Linked DNA regions of Homo sapiens: all the other regions are linked to region 5. The links are chromatin contacts, found by Hi-C or POLR2A ChIA-PET in ENCODE. All regions are on one chromosome and are shown on one strand. Each heading gives the region's core, a stretch centred on a gene start or an enhancer-like site at or near the end of the contact. The rest is flanking DNA. Distances are from core to core; before and after follow the strand shown. Region 1 holds the start of ZNF674-AS1 (ZNF674 antisense RNA 1). Region 2 holds the start of SLC9A7 (solute carrier family 9 member A7). Region 3 holds the start of CHST7 (carbohydrate sulfotransferase 7). Region 4 holds the start of KDM6A (lysine demethylase 6A). Region 5 holds the start of MIR222HG (miR222/221 cluster host gene). Region 6 overlaps SLC9A7 (solute carrier family 9 member A7). Region 7 overlaps SLC9A7 (solute carrier family 9 member A7).

Region 1 (3,529 bases), core at 413-2,912, 780 kb before region 5:
CTGGGCTTGAGGCTCTAAAGATGTCCCTTTGAACAATAACAACAGCCATCTAGGTTAGGTGGTCCTTAGCTATGGCAGAAAAGAGGGGACTGAGGCCCAAGAAGCTAGTAAGTGGTGGATTCCAGTCTTTTCTTCCAATGGATTAGTAGACACCAATGGCCCAGGAAGGGTGTTTCTTGATTTTTGAATACTAACATCATGAATAGCAAATGCTGGCATGGCAATAAGGGCATGCCCTGCATCTGGTCACATTCAAATCATCAGTCCCTTCTCTTTCTGCATAAACACTTGATCTTACAGAATCAGGATATGGAGAGATGCTGGCCAGGGCCACAGATCAGGTGCTTCTGCAGTTTGCAATTTCTTTACTCTCCTCAGGACATATTAACCCTATCATACTATTAACCCTTTTCTGCCTACTGATAGTGATATCTGAAAAGGTTATCAAATCACCTCTCCTCTAGAAATAAATAGGTTGGTATCTCTAAACCTGGCCATCAGTAACACATACACATGAAATTCTGAATGAGCAGTAATTCACTGCTCACATGTCCAAGGGAAAACAGGCTCTTTTCCTGGGACTTGTACAGGAGGCTTGGAGAGAGTCACTTCCCAGGGTCTGGCTGTATTGAGTTTGCAGATTTAGGTTGTAACTCATCCAAACTATCTGGGGAATGCAAGTTAACCTGAGAGGAGAAAGAGAAAGAGGAAAAACACTCATGTTCAAATGGAAATTAAATACGTGTCTGATAGATTACACAAATGTCTTGGACACATCTATGAACAGTGTCTGGCACCAGCTGGCTCTAGCACAGAAGGGTTTGCTGTGTACCTGAGGGAGACTCTGTCATACTTGACCCAAAGAGGCCCGCTTGGTGACCAGGCAGGCATAGTAAGCATGGAGAACAACACTTGTTCTCTTTCTCCCAGACCCAGACAGGAAACAGAAAACTTTCCTCAAGTTTACTACAGGCCTTTTTAGCGGGCCATGTTGCCACTGGCTGGCATTCTCAGAGAAAACACCTCTCCGCTAAAAAGTAAAATCCAGATTCTCCCAGGGTGTCTAAGATCCTAGGAACCGGAGCCCCACCACTGGGTAGAGAACAATCAGAATGAGGCTTTCTTCCCTCACTTCGGGAGGTTGCTGGCTCTGAAGCCCGGCTCCAAAGCCCCTCTTCCAGGCCACTTCCCCGACTGAGCCAGACCTGTTGCTCTTAGGACGCTCTGAGCCAGGCCTAGGGCCCCGCTCCATGTGGCCTGCCTGGACCCTAGAGGGCCGCGCTCTGGAGCTGCCACAGATGCCAGAGGCGCGACTCTTTTTCCTATTCCTAGGAGCGGAAGACAGAAACAGTGGCCTTGGGGACAGAGGGGTGGGAACACCCCACGTCCACTGCAAGAGAACGAAGTGGAAGAAGGGATTTCGGCTTCGGAGCCGGCAGGGGCCTGGGCACTGGAAAGCCCGCGCGGAGTTCTCTCGCCTCTCGCCGCCCAGGTACGCCTCCCCGGACCTTTTGTACGACTTACCGTTGGAAATGGTCACACATTCCTTCTCCCCTTAGAGCGAACACTGTCATAACCACTGAAGCGCGGGCCGAGGAGCGCCACATCGGCCACAGGCTTTGTTGCCCCGCCTTCAAAGCCACTGCGCGTGCGCATTGCTTTGACTTCACGTTCCCAGGGGGCTGTGGGAAGCGGAAATGCTCGGCTGACCCGGAGGGTGGCGCTTCGTTCACACTGGCTGTTGTCATCCGCCCCTGAGGTTTCAGGCTGTCGGCAGTGAAGTAAGCGGGAGGGTGAGGTGGTGATGGTTTTGATCGGGGGAAGGGGGGACGGGAGGAATGACGGGAGTTTACGGGGCCGTGGGGTCATGGGGCCACGGGTGAGCGTCCTTGTGGGGATTGAGTGACACAGGCGGTGGGCGTGAGTGTTGGGGGCGAGGTTCGGGGCCAGCGAGTGACTAATTGATTGAGTCACTCAGCGCTTGTATCCTCACCCGGTGGTAACTGCCAGACACTCTTGCAAATGTTTCACATTAGCAGGAGCCCTGTGAGGTGTTACGATGATTATTTTCATGTTATAGAGAGAAAACGGTACAGTGTGGCTTGGCAACCTGTCCAAAGTCCCGTAGGTAGCAAACCCGAGGAATCCTTTTTCTTTTTCTTTTCCTGTACTTTGTTTATCATGTTTATTGTTTCCAGTGTGTCTCTTCCTCCAGACTAGAAATCTGGAGCTGGGAATTTGAGATTTTGTTCACTGATGGATTTGCAACACGGAGAACCGGCTCATGGAAGGCAATCATTTCTTCAGTGAATAAAAGTGGCACAGCAGCCAGTCAGTTGATTCCAAAGCCCGGACTCAGGAAGGCAGGGTTTCGCTCACTGAGGATAATTGAGCTGTGCATGAATGTTAACTCTTAAAACTAGAATGAGGGGTTGTCCCTCTTCTGTTGGGTAAAAACCTTTGGGTTTCACTCAACTTCACTGCATGGAAGGGAGCATAGGTGTTGCTAATTGAATCTCCTGTGGTCATTGTGTTTCCAGGGTCAGAGTGCAGACCTGAGACCACTGCTCACCGATTTCAGACTCCAGTTTATCTGTGCCTCGGCTTCCCCACTTAGTCGCAGAAGACTTAGGCTGAGGCCCCAGGAAGAGGTGAGTTCCCTGGGTCACAGGCAGAGATCTAGTGCTATAGTGATGGCCCCAACTGGGGTGTGTTTGTCTCTGAATCCCTTGGTCCTGCCGCCTTGGACACAAGAGAGGTACGCTGAGCTGAGGCGAGTTGGAGGAGAAGCCTCAGCAAGAGCCCAGACCCAGATCCTCAGAGCAAAGGAGGCTCACGGGACAGCAGGTCCTAGAAGAGCTGGACCCGTAGTGGCCTTTGTCCCTCACTTCAGCTGAGACAGAGCAAAGCTGGCTCTACTTCCAGGTGCCATGGAGGACCATGTGACAGTGCAGTTTGATTCCTGCTGGAGGAGGGACAGGTGAAAGTCACAGGTGGATGGAGGCATGGATGTCCCCCATGGGGGCAGGTGCCCTGCTGTAGTACCTGCAAAGGCGGGATGAGGCTGGGAAGGATCACAGCCAGCCACAGAGGATTGGCCTCTCCTAGCACACCTATTTGTGCACCCCCATGCTTCCTTCTCTTGCCATTGGCTATTTCTGAATTTGAGTCAGCCCCACACCATCAACCAGGCACCTGCTTCCAGGGGAAATGCTGAGTGTCCGTTCATCCTGACCAAAGTGCAGAAAATATATTTTTAGTTTATAGAATTTCAGAGTAGTCTCTAGGTATGCTGTCATCCAGCTCTGCTGCCTTATTTCAATGCTTAATGAAAGTGGGCCAGGGGACATGACCTGCTAAGCTACACGGAGCTGAACCCTGTTGTCCTGATGGTATCACAGTGATTGCTGCAGTATGAAATGGTTACTCTGCACAGAATCTCCTTGCTGGAACTTTCTTTTGAAAATCTGCCAAAGAAGGAGGAGCATGGCAATCAAAATGCAAATCATGGGAAAGGAGGAAGTGGTGG
Region 2 (3,435 bases), core at 543-3,042, 990 kb before region 5:
CCCAAAGTGCTGGGATTACAGGCGTGAGCCACCGTGCCCAGCCTAGCTAGAGTGGAAAGTGACAGAATGAAACAGGCAGGAGCTAGATTACCTTTTATGACCTAGCCTCACAAATCACATAATCTCCATTACCACATTATATTCTTTGAGGGAGTCACAAAGGTCCACTGAGGTTCAAGGGGAGGGAACATAGATGCCCCTTCTTGATGGGGGATGGTAAGGTTCTGGGATTGGAAATATGATTGTGGCCATCTTTTTAAAAAATACAATCCGCCACAAATACTAAGAAGTCTGTACTTTTAAGGTAGCTCCTGAGTTGCCCTTTTCTAAAGAGAGAAATTCTGTCCTTGAGTACTGGGCACCCAAAGGGGCATAATATTATGACCAACACAGTGCCCATCCAGGTTTTAAGTATTTGCAATTTTATTGGAAACCTGTGTGGAACTTCAAGGTATACGGATGTTTGCAGGGGCTGAGTGACTGCCTAGAGGAGTTGGGAAAGGGGCTAGCTAAAATGTAGATGAAGAGATTTCCCTGCTTTAAAGAAACCACTAAACAGCTTTGGCAGAGTGCTCACCTACAGGGGAACCAGGAAGGCTGCAGTACTCCAAAGAGTTTTCTTACCTAATGCTACCTCTACCCTATTATTTCATTTGGTTAAGCATCACCTTCTTCAATGAATCCTCTTAAAAATGCAAACTCCCCTGGGAGCGAAAACATGGGCAGTTTTGGTAGAGATTTCAGAGTGGTTCAATAAACACATGAGTACAGTGCTAAGCACTGGGAACTCAGTGATTAATCTGATCTTGTTTCTTCCTTGACCAGAGGAGCAAGGTGGATTGAAGATTCTAGTTTTCCTGAGAATTTGTTCCAAGAGGCTTCATCCTTCAGAGTCCACGCCATAATTTTGTTCAGAGCTGGGTTTGGTCTTAAGAGTCATTAAAAGACTCTCTGAGCTACCAGGTGAGCAACATAAAAGAAAGGGTCATCAGGGTAACCCCCACCCCCCACCACCACCTTAGGACCAGCTACTGCTCATCTACCAGGAATGGCAAGCGTTCAGTTCCTTCTGGTTCAACCCTATTCCCCAAGGGGATTAGTAGCACAGCGCAGACGAAGTCTATTCCCTCAAGTGAGGAAGGAGATACTTCAATGCCCTCCCCCGATTCCAACTCCTTATCAGTCCTCACATTTGAGTCTGATGAGAACAGAGGTTTGAATGAAACCTAGCAGATTCTGGGGCTGGAAGGGCAACCTGAGAGATGAGGAAAGAGAGGTGTAGGGGCTAACGTGGCTTCGGGGCTGCTCGGTTCACTGACAGCCCCCACTTTACTGGGCCCAGGGCGGCTGCACACTGGCCTGAGATTAAACACTTCGCCGTGGCGCCAGAGACGGGACTCGAGACCGCAAGGCTAGTCACTCCAAGCCGATGCTCCCGCTAGGCGCCGGCGACCTCTGGCGTCCCCTTTCGGAAGTGCGGCGGCGGCTGCCCATGAACTGGCCCCACGACCCCAGACTGCCTGGGCAGGTGCGCCAGGACGGGGTGAGAAGCGCAGAGAGGCAAGCAGCCGGCGGCCGGCCCGCAGACCCGAGGGCAACACCCGGCCCCGCCTGGGTGGCTCGGTTGGCCCGCGGGGCGGTGCGGCGTGGCGCGGCCGGGGGACGAACAGGTGCGCGGGCGGGGGGCGGTGCTTGGGGATCCTGCGCACTGCGCGCGCCCCTCCCCCGCGCGGCCCCGGGCGCAGCCCCGGCCCGGCGCGAGTAGGAGGAGGAGCTGCAGCGGCCACGGCCACTCCGGCAGGTCCGCGGTGCTGCCAGAACCCGCCGACGGCGCGGGCTGCTGGTCCCCGCTCGGAGGAGGCGCGGGGGGCCCCGGGACCATGGAGCCTGGTGACGCGGCGCGCCCTGGCTCGGGTCGGGCTACCGGGGCGCCGCCGCCGCGGCTGCTGCTGCTGCCGCTGCTGCTGGGTTGGGGGCTGCGAGTCGCGGCCGCGGCCTCGGCCTCCTCCTCTGGGGCGGCGGCGGAGGACAGCAGCGCCATGGAGGAGCTCGCTACTGAGAAGGAGGCGGAGGAGAGCCACCGGCAAGACAGCGTGAGCCTGCTCACCTTCATCCTGCTGCTCACGCTCACCATCCTCACCATCTGGCTCTTCAAGCACCGCCGGGTGCGCTTTCTGCACGAGACCGGGCTGGCCATGATCTATGGTGAGCACCCCTGTTACACCCCCCGCCCTCCACACCCCTCGGCCGCCGCGCTCCTCCTGGCGCCGCGCGGTGCTCCCCCTTCACTTGCCAACGTGTTCCGTTTCTTTTACGTTTCCCGCTGCGACGGTGTTGGTTCCCAAGGTCAACTGTCTGCATTTTCTGGCTCTCTGCTACCGTTAAAAACAATTCCACCCCTATTCCACGTTTCTGCATTGGGAACCCAGGAAAATGAAAGGGACAGAGGTGGTCCGGTTCCGTCTGCCCCGTTCGGTCTCTGTTGCAAACCTCTTACCCACCACCTCCCGCTCCAGTTGAGCTCGATAGGGTGTGTGTGCCTGCGTGGTGGCTGGAGGTGGGTGGCTTCCCAGGTGACTGCATCACCTCAGGGGACAGGCCACAGTAGGGAGTGGGGACGAAGTCTGAAAGTGTCTTTGCTTGGGTATGGGTTAGTGGGGCCTCTTGGACGCCACATCCATGGTCAGCCTGGGTGGGTACCCACTCCTGAGGTCCACATTCCCAGGTCTCTTAATGATAAAGTCAGAGCATGAAGTGTGGTGAAAGGTGAGCAGTGGTCCAGGACCCAGAGTGGGTGGCACCACCATGTCAGGCCTGGACGAGGAGACAGGCACGCCTCCTGCTCTTATGTCCCGAGTGGAAAGTTATACCCAGTTACTTGCTTTCTCAAACGAAGAGGAGCTTTTGTATTCCTAAGACGGTAACAGGGAGTGAGTTTGAGATACATTTCCGAATGTATGAAGGGGAAAAGTCGTGGTTTTAATTCCGGAGTCAGCCATCTTTTGTTGTTAGGGGTGGGCTGATGCTACCATCCTTTTCTAGATTTAATGGTACACAGTGTGTTACATGCACAGTGGTCAGTACAAATCTCCCTTTATTACATGGATGTCAGCCATAATCTGAGTCATCCCTCTTCCTCTTCTGTGCCCCCTGCCTCCCCCCTCGCCCTGCCCATGACTCCAAAGTGGAGTCAGGTATTCTCTTTTTGAATGTAATTCAGTGGTGTTAAAGCCCCTGAATTGGCATCCTCACACGAAATAGACGAGCCACTTCATGATTGTTCCCAACGGGGAAAATTTTATTTTATCACATATACTGAGGGATTTCTTTATTCAGTTTCCATCCAGGTGCCCTGATAGAGAATGGAAAGCAGAAACCTTAACCTTTAATGTGAAAATTACCCTTGGTTCTGGGCCTTGCTTCTCATGTTTCTTG
Region 3 (3,461 bases), core at 176-2,675, 800 kb before region 5:
AGGGCCGGTCGGCGCCGTAGGCCGCGCCGCGAGTCATGTTGAGCGCGAAGGCATCGAGCGCTGCGAGCGCGCGTAGCCCGGAGAAGCGCAGCAGGCGGCGCAGCTGGGCGCGTGGCTGCCGCACCAGGTCCTCATAGCGCAGCCTCAGGTAGCGGCGCCGCAGCCAGGCGGGCGCGCCGCGCGCGAAAAGCAGATCGCGCAGCCAGGCTTCGCAGATCACCTCGAGCGCACCGGTCAGGAAGAAATCGGCGCGCGGCGCGGCGGGCAGCGCGCGAGACTGGCCCCCGGGGCGAGCACCCACGCCGTGCGCCAGCAGCACACGGTGGAAGCGGTCGCCCCTCTGGCGGGTGCGCAGCACCTGGATGCTCTCGCGCAGCAGTCCCTGCCTAGACTTGAGGCGCGAGTTGTGCACCGCCCTCGGGTCGCGGAAAAGCTGCACCACCTTCAGGTTGAGGCCTGGATCACGCAACAGGGGCACCAGCACGCCCAGATCGAGCAGGCGCACGTCCTTGATGACCACCACCGGGTACTTTCGGCACTCGGCCTCCAGGGCGCGTATCGCCACGGGTGGGCAGCTGCGCTCGCAGGCGGTGTCCTCGACGAGGCCCACCTCGGCCCGGGCACGGGGTGCGCCAGGACACAGTGGCGGCGAGCAGATGACCTTGTTAGTCCGCCAGCGGAAGAGGGCGGCCGTGGTAAGATTGGCCGTGTCCGGGGCGCGCGCAGCGGGGTCCCCCGGCGGCGCGTACAGCCGCAGCACGGAGAAGTCGCAGCGGAAGAGCGAACGCAGCATGTCGCGCAGCGCGCCCTGCAAGCTCTCGGCGTCGCCCGGATACAGCGCCTGCCATAGATGCCACATGGGCTCATACAAGTAGAAAACGTCCGGGTGCTGGTTAAAGAGTTCGCCCAGGAAGGACGAGCCGGTGCGCCAGGTGGCATGCACGTAGATGTGCTGCTTCTCGCGAGACACTGCCTCCCCGACAGCGCCGCTGAGGTTGCTTGGGAACCGAGGAGACTGGTTCGCGCCCCCTTCCTCGGCGGCCCGCGCCTCCGCTCCCTGCTCGCGTTCGCCGGCCGCCGCCGCCTCCAGGCTCCACACTCCCAGGCTGCGCTGCAGGCCGGGGCAGTGCTCGGCGCCCTTGTCCCCGTCGCGGCCGCCGTCCAATACGGAGGGGACGAGCAACAGCACCAGCGTGTACAGCACCAACAGCAGCGCGAACTTGCAGTACTCTCGGCGTCGCCGCCGCCGGCCCTTCATCGTTCACCGACCCTCCAGAGCGGGTCGGGCGCCAGTCTTCTCCCGTTCCTCAGAAATCCCGTGCCAGGTCCGCTCCTGTGGCCTCTCCCGGCCCCTCTGCGCCGGGAGGAGCAGAGCCGCGGGGCCGCGCATCCACAAGGGGAAACTTGGAAGGCGGTGGTGCTACTGACGGCGCCCCTGCCCTCTCGGCTTAGCAGCCGGAGAGCCGCCTATTGGCCGGCTTGGCAGCCGCCCGCCCCGCCTTTCTGCCCGCCTGGGTTCGCCCACGGCTCTGCCAGATCTGGGCGGGGCTGTAGCGGGGCTGGGACGCCGGCTTACCCAGCCAGACCCCCACCTTTCCCCAAACCCTCCGTAATGAAGTCTTCATCAATGACTTCAGGCAAAGGAGGGGCCTGTGTGTACAGAATGTACCCAGTAAAGGGCCATAGACCCCACCCGGAGAAGGTCACTGCCTCTTCTGTTTTATGTCCCCTGCCTAGCCATCGCTATCCTAGGCAGATAAACACTCGCCACTATACATCCAGCGCCCCCATCAGCCCTGGAGTGGGTGTTACTGAGTTCCGGACTGAAAGATAGAAGATTGTACGTGGCAGAGCGGTCCAGGGGGGTTGGAGATACTACTGCATCCACGCAGCACATTTCATAAAGTCTAGCCTTTGTGAAATTCTAAGTGTTGTGTTCCTTAGGGTTTCACCAGCTGATGGGCTCTGCACATTTTACCAATACTCTGGGGCCCAGTTTGGTCATTTGTAAAATGTGAATAATTCTTAGTACCCATGTACCTCCTGGGATTGCGAGATTTGGGGGTTGTTACCACAGTATAACCCAGCCTATTCTGACACCTATGAGCAAAAGACATTTACAGAATCAAAGTGGTAGAATGGTGACCTTTCTCAGGAGCTCGGTGTTTAAAAGGACCCGTAAGAAGAAATGTGTACCCAAAGATAGATGAAAAAGAGACAGGAAGTCCAACAGGCAGATGAAGACTAGAGTTACTAAAATTCAAAACAGAACCAAAAAAGATACATTTTGCTCTGTTTCATCAGGCTAATGAATAAGGAAGTGAGAGCTTCCTTTCACCAGCTTGGGGAAGGTGTTGTAAAGTTAATAAAACATAGAAAGCATATCTACTTATCTCCACCAGGGGAAGGTGTTCAAATTGGAAGAGTGAGAACATATGCAATGCTCTCCACTGGTCTTTTTCATCACGGAAGCTACTCCACCTGTGAAACCACTGACTCAAGCATTTCGTTTTCTTTCCACAATTCCCCTCTTCTTCCAGCCAGTTGTTCAAATCTTCCCTATTCTCCAACCTCCACTTTTTGACCACCACCCCCACTTTCTTCTCAATTTTTCATATTCAGCTGAAAGATGCCATACCATTATTTTAATAACACTCCCTCCAATAAGCTAAACTCACGTGCCCTCTGCCTTTTCATTACTCATCTAGCAAAATCCCCCAAACCCTGCTTTTGGCTTTCTCTGTGCCTGCAAACACCACTGCGAAACATTTCTCCACAGGTGTGAGCCAGGCACAGTGGCTCACGCCTGTAATCTCAGCACTTTGGGAGCCCACAGAACAGATCAGCATCAAGATAACCTCATAATCATCAACCTGAAATGGTTGCTGAAATCTTAGGTTCTTCATGTCACTTCCCAGTCTCCAGTTCCATTATGATGATTTCAAACCTTCTCTAGTCTCCTCAGACTTCTGATACCCCTCTTCCCCCACCCACCTCTTCTCAGCACATGACCTTACTGCCTACTTCATAAAGAAACCATGTTAGACGATCTCTCACTTTTCCACTACCAAACTCATATATGCATTGACCTCTGTACACATCTCGTTTATAGCAAGGATATGATTTTGCAATATTAATCTACAACTTTCCCTTCTGTTTTCACTTTTCCCTCCTCTCTGGCTTTTTTAAAAAGCTTTGAGACAGGGTCTGGCTCTGTCACCCAGGCTGGAGTGCGGTGGCACTATCACCACTCACTGCAGCCTCAACCTCTCAAGCCCAAGCGATCTTCCTACCTCAGCCTCCCAAGCAGCTGAGACCACAGGCATGTGGACCACACCCAGCTAATTTTGTTTGTTTGTTTGTTTTTTGTAGAGACCGGGGTCTGTATGTTGCCCAGGCTGGTCTTGAACTCGTGGGCTCAAGTGATCCTCCCACTTCGGCCTTGTGCTGGGATTACAGGC
Region 4 (3,261 bases), core at 148-2,647, 900 kb after region 5:
TATGCCAAAAAGACCCAAAAAGTAAACAAGTCACCTAACTTCAGGTAACACACACTGCAATCGAGATACATGTCAACAGCCCAATGCAAACTCTTCACCGACCTAAACTCCGTGAAACTTCCCCCTTCTGGGAGCGGGGACACAAGAAAGCCTAAAACATTTGGTTAGCAGTAGGCATCACGAACAGCCTGCTTGAAGGAAAAGAATTTTTTTAAACCCGTAGAGGCAAGTTAAGTCCGAAATTTGGGAAAATCTGAACACACTCACGATCCCTTGACCCTAAACAGGCACCTCGAAGATCATCGGCCTACCCTCAAAAAGCTGTAAAATAGCAGGCAGTTGTGTCGACCCAGTTGAGCCCGGCCCCAAAGCGATCCCGTCTCTGTTCCTCCAGCTACAAGAGGAAAAGAGCGATTTCGCAAGGGAGCAAGCAGGGTACCCGGGGGTGGGGGGAGAGCAGAGGCAGGAAATAGTTTCCGGAAGCCCCTCGACCATCGTCCGTGGCCACAATGAGCACAGACCCGGCCGCGGGGCCCGGGGCGAGCGCGGCGCCGGCCAGGGAGACGGTGTCCGCGCTCCGACTCGCAGCTGCCTTACCTTGCCCAGTAGGGCCTTCGTCCTGGCGCCATCTTCATGAAATCTCACGAACCCAAAGAGGCGGCTGTGGAGACAGACACAGTTTACTCGTTAACGCTCAGGGAACGCCACCGACCCGTCCCTGCCCGAGCCCGAGGCCCCAGCGGAGGCGGCGCGAAGAGCGCCAAACCGAGGTGCCCGCCCCGCCGCCGCCAGAGACAAGCCGCGCTCGGTCCTCCCGGGAGAGCGGCTACTGCCCGTCCGGAGCCGACCGGGCGAGTGACGGCGGCCCGTACCTGTCCAGTCCGCCGAGCGCCTCCCTCTCCTCGGCTGTCAGGCTGGGGGACGCCTCCTCGCTCTCGCCGCTCGCTTTTCCCGCCGCCATTTTCTTTTCCTCATCACCGAAAGCGGCGGCGGCAGCGGCGGCGGTAGCGAGCGACACTCCGCAGGATTTCATGGAAACGCAGCGAATTCACAACTCCAACGCCGACACCCCCCCTCGGACCGGGGCCCGCAGTGACGCCCCCAATCTGCGCGCGGGACCAGCACACCAACTTTATCGCCGCCTCCTCCTCCGCCGCGGGCGGCGGCGACGAAAAATCCCAACGCGGCGGCGGTGAAGGCGGCGGCGGCGGCGGCAGGGGCTGCGGAGCCCCCGGGTCGGCAGCGGCGGCTTTCGGCTGTAGGGTCACATCGCGGGGTTGGGCAGGGGGCAGCCACAGGCGGGGACGGCGGGAACGGCCGGAGCGCGCGGGGCTGGGGAGCACTGAGGGGATTCGTTGGAGACACAAACTTCCCCGGCACCAGCACAAAGTTGTTGTAATTGTGTCACACAGCGAACCCCACGCCGCCGCCGTGACCCCCCCTCCCCGCCCGGCTGGCGCCACCAATCGGCGCGGCCCGCACGCCTCACGTGACCTTTGTTGACTCACGTCAGCCGTGGCTCCACTTAACTTGCTAGCTGCCCGAGCCCCGCCCACCGAGGCCGCCACCGAGATGGGAGCGGGACGCAGGCCAATTCTAGCCGGTGGTTGGCTGCTGGGCGCGTCTGTCGGGGGAAGGGTTGTCACCGAGAGGGAGCTTCCTGTTAGGTTGTGCTGGTTAAATACACTGGGGCAGAGAATGGAGGGTCCGGGCCGTGTCACCTCGGGAACCGCGGCGGGCTCTGGAGGGGGAGGGGAGTGGTGGGGAAGGGCGAGGTCCGGCACCGCCCGCGGCGGGCGCGAGCGGCGGGCGAAGACGCCAAGGACGGCATTTGCCTGCCCGCGAGCTCTGGGATGTGCCCAGACCGCGGCTCCGGCCGTCCCGCGCGCGCTCCAGGGGTCCCGGGACCCCACAGGGCCTGGTACAGGTCGCGTAGCCGGGAGGCGGCGCACGGCCCTCGACCTCTGCCCTCCGAAGAAGGCTCAGACTTTTGGCACTGCTGGAAATAATGGCCTCCGCGAGGAGGGCGCTCGGGGAGCGGCTGCCGGTCCCGTGCCCCGCGGTCCGGGTGCCGCCCTAGGCCAGACCTGCGCTGGCAGCCCCGATCACCTCACCCGCGCCGAAAGTGAAGGGGGAAGGGCTCCCCTGACCCCCGCCCATACGCCCCAGGCCGGAGGGAATGAAGAGTCGCCCGCGGGGCCTGGCTTGCCGACCATGGCTCCCCACCGCCAAAGGTCTGTCTGTTGGCGGCACTTTGGGGCCAGATTTTCGTGCTGTGTTTACCCTGTGTCTTATCAGTAGTTCATTACAGTCTTACAAGAAAAAGCAATGAGAAATTGTGAAGCGGGATCTGCAGAATGTTGGGTTCTATTGCCATGATTTCAGTGGAGCCTTCTTACAAAAGTAGGGGCTGCTTGTGGACAGACCTGAGAGAAGACATAATTAAATCATCACAGCTGGTGGCCCAAGAAATCCTTTCTATCCCCCAAAACCTGCAGGTTTGTAACCCCTAGACAACAGTAACATTTTGTTGTTCTGTCTCTCAGGTGCAGGGGAAAGGCTTTAGTCTGACTTTTAATCTTTACTATAGGTGAAAAAAAAATAGGCCTTTCGACTACTCTTCTCAAAAGGCAAATTTATTTACTAAGCTGTATGTCTTATAACAGGGATAGGAAAAAATTGATAGACATATAAGGACAAGATTCTGTTTATAAACGGAGTTTTTTATATTTTCAATAGGTTTTCCACCTGTAACCAATAAAAATTATATATTTAAACTTGGATTTCAAAATATGACGAAGACAATTCAGTGCTGACCCAGTAATTCCTACCAGTATTCAGCGGGAAGCTATGGGAATCCCAACTGATTTTGCACACAGTTTTAAATTGTTCCCCTGAGACTAGTAACTAGACGAACAAACTGTAGTTTTGTATAGATTATAGTTCATGTTTAATTACTTCCTCTGAAACACCTTTCCCTTTATGATACTCCATTTTGCTTGAATGAGTGTGTACAAAGGGCCAAATCTTTTCTACGGCTAAATTAATACATTGTTAACTTTGTCACAAATGGTGACATTTAAAGCCAAGGAAATTTTGACCCCAGTAACTCGCTCGCACACTCTCTCATACACACACACACACACACACACATACACACACACTTGCACAAGCACAGATAGACATTTTGCTGGTATTTGACTATCTCCCTGAAGTTAGCAGTTCCTGACTCAGGTCCTTTTCAAGGATTATAAGGCTACT
Region 5 (3,322 bases), core at 641-3,140:
AGTATGCTGAAAAGAGATAACTGTAGTTAAATTGCTCAGCCCAAGCCTTCCAGATTTTTCATGTGGGGAATTGCCCTTCTTATTACTGTATTCTTCCTGTCTACATAATACCTGGGAACAATTTACTCCATGTAATGCCACTCCCATCTTGGTAGTGAAGTTTTTACTGAAGAGGAAGACTACTAGGGCATGTCAGTATATTTAATTGGAATTTTCACTGGTGGTTTTCAAGTTTTTATTTCACAGCTTTTAGGCAGGTCGAGACTAAAGGACTGTACAGATTTTTTGGTGATGTGATTGTATTACGTGTGTGCTGTGTGTGACTAGCTCAGCTTAGAGTGTGAATTGCAGTAAATGCAAAAGTGAAAGCTGCAACATGGCTCTCATGCTCCCAACCACTTCCTGAAGAACCCGCCGCGCGGGCCCCAGACTTAGAGACTTGAATCTTCAGGATGGAAGGAGTCCAAGTCCCTCATGGTAAAGACCTCAAGTAAACCTAAATGTAGAAAACCTGTTTGCTACTCTTGTGTGAATTAAAACGTTTGGTTGCCTCCATTGTAAAAATTTCAGTGCACAGTTCTGAAATTTAAAATATTAGGGAACAGAGCCAGAGCGTTGCCATACCTTAAAAATAATCTTGCATCTCTCCTGTTTACATGATTCAATTCTTGAAACCAGTTGGAATGTGCGTCCTGATCTCTAAATGTACAAGTTATTTAAAAAAAATGTGAGCTTGTCAGCTTAGCTACAGCCACCAGTCTAATAAAACTGAGTCACATCCAAATGGGCTGCACTTAAACTACCCTCCCATTCTAGGGAAAACGTGGCTGGAGGAGGCAGTCTGAGTCATCACCTGGTTTGTTTGACATACACTTCCTTCCATAAATTGGGAATGGCAAGCGGCACAGTGTTCTGGGCTTGCCTGGGAGAAGGAGCTGTTGCAGTCTTGCACGATCAAAATAGGGCCTTTAGGTTTGAAGGATGAGGTTGAGCCCATATTTTGACTCCAAATGTCGGGGGAGGGGAGAAGAAGTCGACAGATCCAAACAAGGAACATTTGTAAGTACCATTTTTGGAGGTCGGAGCAATGGTAGGGGTGTTCGCAGTTGAATTTCTTCCTAAACATAAAAGGTGTTTAAGAGACAAATTGGGGGCATTCAAATAAAAATAAATGGGTATCTAGTTCACAAAGTGGGCTCGTTTACTTAACAAGAGTGTCCTTGATGTGTACAGTTTAAAATGATTGAGAGAGAGATGATTTGTTAGTTACCATACGAATCTGTTCTGGCAATGTTTAATTTCACTTAATTTATTTAACTATTTTAAAAGAAATGTATTTCACTTAGGAATCTTTTCATGGCCAATTTGAATCTCCTTCAGGGGTATTTTGAGGGGATGGGAAGAGAGGCTCATGTGTCTCGCACATTTTCTTACAGCGGTTTTGCAGAGGCTCACTGGAGCTTTTTAAAATAAAAAAGTTTAGAATGTAAAATTATTGGAGACTATAGAGGAAGGGGAAGGAGGAGTAGATTTATAGCTGAAGTGGGTTTGTAAACTCAGCGTCTGCTTTGGGATTATTTTTTAATATGTGCCAGACATTCTTCTGATTTTCATCCTGGCTTGGTTGTGGCTCTTTCTCTGTCTGTGTGAGGCTGGGGTGTTCCCTGTTTTAAAGCCGTAGTTGTCGCAGCCTGGGCGTTTTCTGTTTCGGCTTATGGCTTTTTTTCTCTTTTCCTGAATGAGTGTCCTTTGTGTAACCCCAGTAATTCAGAAATCCTGCAGTCATAGGGACTGCCCTATCATGTGACTTAGGTACTAGGTGCTGGCTGCGATTGGTCAGCAGCTAATTGGCGGGTCCCTATAAGAGGTCTTGGGTCGGGCGTCCGGCCACTCTCCTGCCTGGGCTGCTGCTCAACGGGGGCTGGGGGTGTGTGGGGCGGGGGTGGTCTGTCCAGTGATTCAGCCACATGTGATAGATGACCAAGTGACTGCTTTCTTGGAGTCCGCACACCAGTGGAAGACTCTCAAAGTGGTTGTGACCGACTTGATCAAACTCTAGGCTTCCTGAACTGGTAACTGTCACTTTAATATAGGTTACTGATTAAACTCAGAAAAATGCAGCTTAAAATCTTTGCCAGGAACTTGTGTGGACTTATTCCCTGTTCCCCCCCCCACCCCCCTTGTTCTGATTTGTTTTGTCACAGGAATGAAATGCAGATAACTCTTTAGAAAACTTTTGTAGGAAAAGCGCCTCGTGTGATCTGGAACAAAGACGTTTTATAATCAGATTTATCAAGCTGCGAAGAGGGAGTTTTAGTGAACGGAAGCAGCAGCATTCTGTCACCAGGAAATACTCCTTTATCCAGAATTGGTAAGTGAAAAGTGGCATTGCTCCCTAATAGATATCATATGCGTGTGTGGGAATTGAAAAATTGTTCACAGACCCCTAACAACTGTGTTGAACAGAGAACACATAAACAGTGAGGAGTTCTAAAAAAGAGCAGCACGAGAATACCGCATAAAGACTGAGAAGAAGCCAGGTAATTAACAAAAATGAGCTGAGTGCTATCAGTTTAGCTAAACATATGTAATACAGCTAGATTTGGTTGTTTTATTTTTTCTTGTTAGTGGAGGAGAAACATAAAATCAGAATGGGCTGTTTAGTAGAATTGCGACATTAACTTTCCATGGATGTAGATTTCCATTTAGTCTGAATAGCATGTATGAAATTTGAAGGGATGCTTTCAGAATTAGTCTACTTGCCCTCCTTTCCTTTCCTCTGCATTAAGATGTCAAGTATTTAGTTAGAACCTTACAAGATGAAAGTTGTACAAAATGAAAGTTCAAGTAATGCGTCGGAAACACCTCTCCTGATTGGGAAGGGTAGATTACAATGGCAATAGATTTTTGTTTTTTGTTTCTTACATTTGTGTCACGAATTTTAAGTTTGTTCTATTGGATTACATTAGTACAGCAAAAGGGGGGTTATTTCTATCTATATGGTTCATGACATTTTGAGAGGTCGTGATTAGTAGTTCTTACTGGTTTCGTATGCGTGTTCCTGCCTGTTGAATTCAGTTTTCTAATCTTGAATCTGAGCTGCCTTTATGTTAAAGGGTTCTAGAAAAAGACAATAAAGCTTTGAATACCCGTGTTATATACAACAGGTTCCTGTTCATGATGTATAAGGTAACGCAATTTTATTTTAGGCATGAATGTCTAATTTCTTGATTTGGCTTCTTAAGAATATACTGAAAAGGTTGAATAGAATAAGAAAAAGAACATTAGAAAAGAATGGTGGGTGACTGCCTGATTTTACTAG
Region 6 (3,213 bases), core at 673-3,172, 940 kb before region 5:
AGACTGAAAAATACACTCTGTGCGACATTTGTCATTTTCAACTAACCGAGAATGAGGGCACATTCGCAAAAATTTGATTAGATTCAGAATTTAACCTTATACCACTGGACTCATATTTTTGGGATCAGTGAATCATAATGTAGTTATTAACAATTTTGTGACCATTTCCAGGAACTAACTGTAACTGAGCCATTACAAAGAAAAAGCTGTTCAGTTATAGGGACCCAAAAATATACCAAATCAGTCAAGTGTTTATTGAATGCCTACTGTATGCCTGTTACTGTGCTATTCCACATGTGAAATAGAAAAGAAATCTTACCTATAGGTCTGATCCTCAAGGAATTTACAGTCTAGTTAGGGAGGGAATAATTTAAGAACTGGACTAATCTGTGATATAAATAAATACTTTAAAAATTCTTTAAAAATTATTTTTAGGATACTTATTGAGAGAAATGAGATATCAATGTGAGTAAGGAGCTTGGGTAGGGTCTTAAAGAGTTGAAATTAAACCTGGGAACATAATCCAAGTGGAAAGGAATTTTGTCAAGATGGAATAATTTAATCTAGCGCAATGTCTGATATATAGTACATGCTCAATAAGTATTAATTTGCTTGATGAATGAATCTCTTTCAACAAATTTATCTTCTAGTTTGCCAGTTCTCTCTTTACTGTGTCTAGTCTGCTGTTGAACTTGAAAATGAAATAAAAATGCTAAGGTCATGTTTTTCTTTTCCAGGATTTCTATTGGTTCTTTCTAAACTCACAATCCTCTACTCCACACTACACTCCTTAACCCTTTCCCTGCCTTATTTTTAGCCATAGCACCTACCGTATTCTAACATACCATGTAATCTACTTATTTTGTTTCTTATGTTTCTTCCCTTATTAGAAATATAACGAAGTCCAGAAAAGCAGGAATTTGTATTTGTTTCGTTCACTGACATATATCTCCAAACACTAGAACAGTGCCTGGGACATAGTAGGATCTCAAAAAATATTTGTCGGGGATCTCAAAAAATATTTGTCGGGGATCTCAAAAAATATATGTGTTGTCCATAAGTATGGAGGCAATAGTGAAACCTGCCAAATTAGATTGGGGTGGAGATGAGGTCCTTGTAGAGTCCAGTAGGAAATAAAATTTGGGGAGGGGCTTCATTATGGCCAGATTATATAGAGCATCCTGTGTTGAGGGGAGGTTTGGGGCTTCAACGTAGTAGGCATGTATATTATTTACAAAGCTGAGCCAAATATCCATAATTTACTTGTCATCTGGGAGACATCAGGAAATAGCAGAAAGAACTCTGGCTTTGGAATTGGAAGTATGCAAGTTGGAATCCTACTTCTACAGTTTACCAGCTATGTGGTCTTAGGGCAGTTACTTACTCTTGAAGATCCAGTTTTTTTTTTTAACTGTAAAGTGGTGTTAATAATCCCTACCTCATAAAGTTGTGGTGAAAATTAAGAGATAATATTGTAAGTAAAACCCCTAATACAAAGTGGGTGCCCAGTAAGTAGTTCTTAGACTACACTGACTGATTTGAAACTATTAGCATACTAAAATGTACTTTTTCTGTTTGGGGCACATTACTTAGAGTAGTAGGAAGAAGCAGAAAACATTGAGTATAGTATATTGAGGTAGAGTATTGTAACTGTGGTTTAGGAAAAATAACTACCAACTGTGAGTAAAAATGAAAAGGAAGATACTATATTTGGGTGTTTTACAGTCACGAAAAAAAAAAACCCACAGAAATAACTAGTATCTTTTCACTTCTCCAAAACGTTTTGAAACCTTGAGTTAATTAAGAAGGGAGAGGAAAATCCCCTAATAATACTAGAGTCACTAATAGTGTGGTCTCTGAAAGTACCGAACCACAGGGAAGTCACCGGGTTCTGGAGGAGATCAGCTTTCCTGGAGTGGTCCAGTCCTCATGGATATTCTCTTCTGGGTAGGACCTGCATGTTGACATGAACCTAGGGCACTAACTTGACCCTCCGCAGAAAAAACTTTCAATGTTAAGTCCTCTGCTTGCTAAAGGTCACCCAAGAATATTTCTCCTGGAGAAGCCTTGTGCATTTTCTTTTCTTTTCTTTTGTCTTTTTTTTTTAATTTTTTTTGAGATGGAGTTGTACTCTTGTTGCCCAGGCTGGAGTGCAATGGTGTGATCTCAGCCCACTGCAACCTCCACCTCCCGGGTTCAAGCGATTCTTCTGGCTCAGCCTCCCAAGTAGCTGGGATTACAGGCGCCCGCCACCATGCCCAGCTAGTTTTTTGTATTTTTAGTAGAGACAGGGTTTCACCATGTTGGCCAGGCTGGTCTTGAACTCCTGAGCTCAGATGATCCACCCGCCTCAGGCTCCCAAAGTGCTGGGATTACAGGCATGAGCCACCATGCCCAGCCTGCCTTGTGCATTTTCTATATAACTGGTTGTTAAAGATGTTATCCTTTTTTGCTAATTGACCCATGGATAAGGGGCCATCTGACAGCTTTGAGAATTTAGGATTAAGCAAACATTTATTTCTCTTAACTGGTTATTCCCTCTTATCAGATTATGAGAATTAAATAGCACACAATGCTTCCTTTTTGTTTCAGTTATCAAGAAACTCAGAGCACCATGTAATGCTTGATTACAATAACAAAAAGTCTAGGAGGACCATAAATTTACTTCCTCCTTGTATGCTATAGTTCAGTACTGTCGTTTTCTATTTTAAGTGGCTTGCTGTGTAGAGCATCTTAAAGGCTTTACAAAATAGCCTGAGTATACCTAATTTGGCATTTGACTAATTTAACATTTCCCCAGATGTGACTCAAACATTTTGTAAATGTAGTGAATTTAAAAGACCCAGGTGTCTAGCAGTAGGGACATGGTTTAATAAACTGTGGCATATTAATACACTGCATTTAGAATTTTTATCTTAAATTCTAAAGCAAATCTGTCACTGAGCCCTTATACAAGACTCAGTGCACAATGTATAACTGAACAGCAGTGAACATGAATGAATTTATGTTTCAACGTGAGTAACTGATATGGTTTGGATATTATTTGTCCCCTCCAAATCTCATGTTGAAATGTGACCTCTCATGTTGGAGGTGGGCCTGGTTGGAGGTGTTTTGATTAATGGGGGTGGATCCCTCATAAATGGCTTGGTGCCATCCCTGCCACTAATGAGTGAGTTCTTGATCTGTTAGTTCAGGTGGGATCTGGTTGTTTAA
Region 7 (3,231 bases), core at 370-2,869, 860 kb before region 5:
CCTAATCTTGCAAGTTCTACAGCATCACTTCCGTGGCTTTCTATTGCTTAGAAATGCATTCCTAAGACCAGCCCAGACCCAATGGGAGGGGATAGAGACCATAACCTCTGGATGGGAAGAGTATCAACAAATTTACAGACAAGAATTGAGGTTGCCATATCATCCCTGTTGTGCAGCTGTCGGGATGATTTTGTCTCTAGGTCTGGCTCTTTATCCAGGTCAGCATGACCTGGGCAGGCAAGGTGGGGAAAGGAGAGTTATGATAGGGGCAGAAATGTGTTACCAATATATTATTTGACCTTGGGAGTCAATAACTATGTCGTTCAGCATTGAATGCCCAGTGCTGAGCACAGTGGCTGGCACATGCAGGAACCTGATAGGTGTTTGTTGGGTGGATGAGGGAATGAGAGAGATGCAGCATGCAACAGGCAGCTTTACTGACCACCTGTGTATGTTGTCCATGAAACCCTATTCTTTTTTTTCCAGTCAGCTTTGAATCTGACTCATCATTGCACTTAATCCTGCAGCAGTCTGCAGCAGACTTCACATTCCATAGGATCTTCTAAATGATTCCATCTACCAAATCAGATTTAATAAGGCTGGCAAAATGTGGTGCTGTGTGGGGTCAATGGGGTGCCACTGTGGCCTTTTGTGGTTTCTTTCTCTTTAAGGGTGGCCACAGCCTGATAAGGCATTTATAGCATTGATGTCCATTCTAGGTCCCTGCTCAAGGGACACAAAGCCATGACCTGGAAAGTTCTGGACATTTTGGGAAGAGTTTTCAATAAGCTTCATTGGAGATTTGGCACCCACTTTAATGAGCTCCAGAAGACCTTTGAGATGATCTTAGAATTGGCCATTATGTCAGTTGGGAGCATGTGGTCTCAGTGAGTTCTCTTTGAAAATTTGCTATTTGACTCTAGCTTTGATTAAGGACTTTAGAAAACAGGAGTTCAGGAACTGAGCACCTCGAGGCTAATTTAGAGTATAACAGTTTGGGAGATCTTGAAACTCAGCCTGAGAAAACCCCAGGGGAAAACATGATGGCCGTCCTTATTTCACCAAAGGAAAGATAATGGCTCTGGTAGGACATGGCTGCCCTATTCTAAAGCATCCTCCACAGAACTGTGGCCAGTCTAGATTAATTTTGTAAGAAAAAAAGGCCAATAGCAGCTGGATCATAAGATTTGGAGAGATTTCATCTTGCTCTGGACCATTCAAAACATCCCCACCCCCTTTGCTGTTTCCCATTGCTCCTACCTCTGCATTCAAGCATCTGTAACAGGAAATAAGTGAAAGGATTTGGCTGGTCATGTAGTAGAACTTACTATGTATCACATGAGCCCTGCGCACTGGGAACACTGGGCTTGTAATTAGATTCAGTAACAAGCTTACTGTCACTTTTCTGTGGAAATGTTTGAGTGAGAAAGCAGCAGGTCCAAAGTGCTGAGGGTTCTTGTATTTAGTCCATGCAGTAACAGCTAAAATAGCCCCCACCCCCAGGTGGAGTGAGTCTCAGGAACCTCCCTGGATGGGCCTGGATGGATGAACTCAGTGTTCCTGTCAGCTCCCAGAGGGCCCCTTGGGCTGAGAGCACCGCACATGTGGTGTTGTGAACGGGCTGGCAGCCACTCGCGCTGCACTCCTAATGGCACCCTGTTTGCCACAGCCCTAGCCAGAAGCTGTGTCACAGCTTCCCCCTGACCTCCTTCCTTCCAGACCTCATACACAGTCATGCAGAGGGCCCCTCAAAGTCAGTTCCACTGACCTTTTGAAAGGTTTTCAAGATTGCTGTCATATGGGGAAAAACATGCAAACTTCAAGCTTGGTTCTCCAGGACACCCTCTTAGAAATGACTCACGCCCTTGTGCAGAGAGGACCTTATTTCTCCAGTTCCTCCTGGTCTGACCTCCTCATTCTAGTGAGCCACTAACAGCAGGGCTCAGTGCACTCTGTGGCCATGAGAAACAGGAAAACAGAAATAAATGGGCTTCTCATTTTTGGGTGAAACCCTGGGTTCTTGCAGTTTCCCCTGAAATAGATCCAGGTCACATGCTCAGTGTTGTCATGAAACTGAAATCAGAGGTAGGGAAAGTCCAGATGTTTGTTCTCCACCAGAGAAAAAAAAGGGCGGTTCTCTTTACCTCATTTTCTAAATAATCTTCCTAAAAACAACAAACAAAAAAGTGACATTTGATGGGAAGGCATGTCTTATAATGAGCACAATTCTCCTCACTGGTCTTGAAGCCCAAGGCTATAAACAGAGTCATGGCTAGGGAGCTACAGAATATTAGCTCATGTGGGAAAAGGAAGGGAGCTGTTGGCTAGAACTTTGCTTCATGTGGGGAAAGCATAAAAATATTGTGGGCAGACTTCAGCTTTGTGTCCCCTGGTAAGTTTGACTCATTAGAACAAAACAAGACAAAAAAAACAAAAAACAAAAAACAAAACTCAGTGCTTTGTTTCTCTGGAGGTCTTGGTGACTTTGCAACCAAAACAAAAACAACCCTAGCTGGAGGCAAGCTGCCCAGCCCTGGGGGTGGCCTCCCACCCCGATAAAGCAGGGGACTTTTCATGCCAGACCAGACAGCTGAGATTTCTGTTGGCCGTACATGCAGACACATCATTCACTTCCTTCCCTGAGTTTACAGAAGAGCACTCATTGATGAGGCCACTTTGGAGCAGCTAAGAGTGTGAATCTGAATTTATCCCAGTTTCACCATATCAACAGGACAAGGTCACAAGCCGGATATTAATGGAGTGTGGAGGAAAGGAAACCACCAATGCCTGTGTATATGCACACGTGTGTGCGTGTCTGTCTGTGTGTATGTAGTGAAAACTGTAGAAAATCAGCAGTTTATTGTTGCGTTCACATATGACTTTCTGAGCAAGTTAGAATCATTTGTTTCTGGGTCCTCCGTGTTTTTTTTTGTTTGTTTTTGTTTCTCCAGGCTGAAATCTGATACCCGTAAATCTGTCACCTAAATCTTTAACTTCAAACAGTTGCAGAGGTGCCTTTCCTCCAGTTGCTACTCTGTGACCACCGCCCCCCCCCCAACCCGCCCATTTTTTTGTGCTTCCAAGTGCCTCCCTTGGCCCCTGATTTCCCTTTCTGCTCTTCCTTTTCTGTTTTCTAAAAACTCAGAGTCAAGATCAATTTATTCATTTATTTGACAAATAGTTATTGAGCACCTGTTCTATTTCAGGCATTCTTTCAGGTTCTGGGAAAAT

What was found. A loop is a pair of places that touch in the nucleus more often than their neighbours do. ChIA-PET counts read pairs that join two places held with the same protein, here RNA polymerase II (POLR2A). Pooled maps may share reads with other maps.
Region 1: a map of natural killer cell shows a loop between it and region 5 (5-fold over the local background). The contact joins the promoter of ZNF674-AS1 here to the promoter of MIR222HG in region 5. A Hi-C loop is called at or near these places in 2 of 168 maps with a recorded cell type or tissue (CD8-positive, alpha-beta T cell and natural killer cell) and 8 of 50 pooled maps.
Region 2: a loop to region 5 is called in a map with no recorded cell type, with 4 times the contacts of the local background. The contact joins the promoter of SLC9A7 here to the promoter of MIR222HG in region 5. A Hi-C loop is called at or near these places in 1 of 37 single-sample maps with no recorded cell type and 3 of 50 pooled maps.
Region 3: a loop to region 5 is called in a map with no recorded cell type, with 12 times the contacts of the local background. The contact joins the promoter of CHST7 here to the promoter of MIR222HG in region 5. A Hi-C loop is called at or near these places in 7 of 37 single-sample maps with no recorded cell type and 12 of 50 pooled maps.
Region 4: a map of endothelial cell of umbilical vein shows a loop between it and region 5 (8-fold over the local background). The contact joins the promoter of KDM6A here to the promoter of MIR222HG in region 5. A Hi-C loop is called at or near these places in 2 of 168 maps with a recorded cell type or tissue (B cell and endothelial cell of umbilical vein), 3 of 37 single-sample maps with no recorded cell type and 8 of 50 pooled maps. POLR2A ChIA-PET finds 5 or more read pairs at or near these places in 3 of 52 experiments (BJ, CD8-positive, alpha-beta T cell and T-cell).
Region 6: a map with no recorded cell type shows a loop between it and region 5 (12-fold over the local background). The contact joins the enhancer-like site here to the promoter of MIR222HG in region 5. A Hi-C loop is called at or near these places in 6 of 37 single-sample maps with no recorded cell type and 2 of 50 pooled maps.
Region 7: a pooled map shows a loop between it and region 5 (7-fold over the local background). The contact joins the enhancer-like site here to the promoter of MIR222HG in region 5. A Hi-C loop is called at or near these places in 2 of 37 single-sample maps with no recorded cell type and 4 of 50 pooled maps.

Annotation. Positions count from the first base shown.
Region 1 is chrX:46,543,623-46,547,151 of GRCh38, reverse strand. It overlaps ZNF674-AS1 (ZNF674 antisense RNA 1), which reads right to left and starts at 1,662. Exons shown (of 2, transcript NR_015378.3): 1 at 1,525-1,662; 2 at 1-686. ZNF674 (zinc finger protein 674) reads left to right here and starts at 1,731. Exons shown (of 6, transcript NM_001190417.2): 1 at 1,731-1,781; 2 at 2,541-2,651. RefSeq lists enhancers at 1,393-1,542, 1,158-2,357.
Region 2 is chrX:46,757,475-46,760,909 of GRCh38, reverse strand. It overlaps SLC9A7 (solute carrier family 9 member A7), which reads left to right and starts at 1,792. Exons shown (of 17, transcript NM_001257291.2): 1 at 1,792-2,205. The coding sequence starts at 1,881. RefSeq lists silencers at 1,511-1,860, 1,881-2,020.
Region 3 is chrX:46,571,729-46,575,189 of GRCh38, reverse strand. CHST7 (carbohydrate sulfotransferase 7) reads right to left here and starts at 1,425. Exons shown (of 2, transcript NM_019886.4): 1 at 1-1,425. The coding sequence starts at 1,258. RefSeq lists silencers at 178-237, 358-407.
Region 4 is chrX:44,871,324-44,874,584 of GRCh38, reverse strand. KDM6A (lysine demethylase 6A) reads right to left here and starts at 1,397. Exons shown (of 30, transcript NM_001291415.2): 1 at 873-1,397; 2 at 598-661. The coding sequence starts at 1,033. RefSeq lists silencers at 398-497, 508-587, 628-887, 1,228-1,457, 1,708-2,207.
Region 5 is chrX:45,768,835-45,772,156 of GRCh38, reverse strand. MIR222HG (miR222/221 cluster host gene) reads left to right here and starts at 1,890. Exons shown (of 2, transcript NR_170290.1): 1 at 1,890-2,072; 2 at 2,205-3,322.
Region 6 is chrX:46,712,405-46,715,617 of GRCh38, reverse strand. The region is part of intron 1 of SLC9A7 (solute carrier family 9 member A7); the gene reads left to right. Among named protein-coding and RNA genes, the nearest start is that of SLC9A7, 45 kb to the left of the region's middle. RefSeq lists an enhancer at 1,374-1,473. Within about 2 kb of position 1,922, at least 3 of the 41 ENCODE cell types and tissues checked have a DNase peak (open chromatin) inside an H3K27ac peak, as active enhancers do.
Region 7 is chrX:46,627,604-46,630,834 of GRCh38, reverse strand. All of the region lies in intron 14 of SLC9A7 (solute carrier family 9 member A7), which reads left to right. Among named protein-coding and RNA genes, the nearest start is that of CHST7, 55 kb to the right of the region's middle. Within about 2 kb of position 1,619, at least 17 of the 41 ENCODE cell types and tissues checked have a DNase peak (open chromatin) inside an H3K27ac peak, as active enhancers do.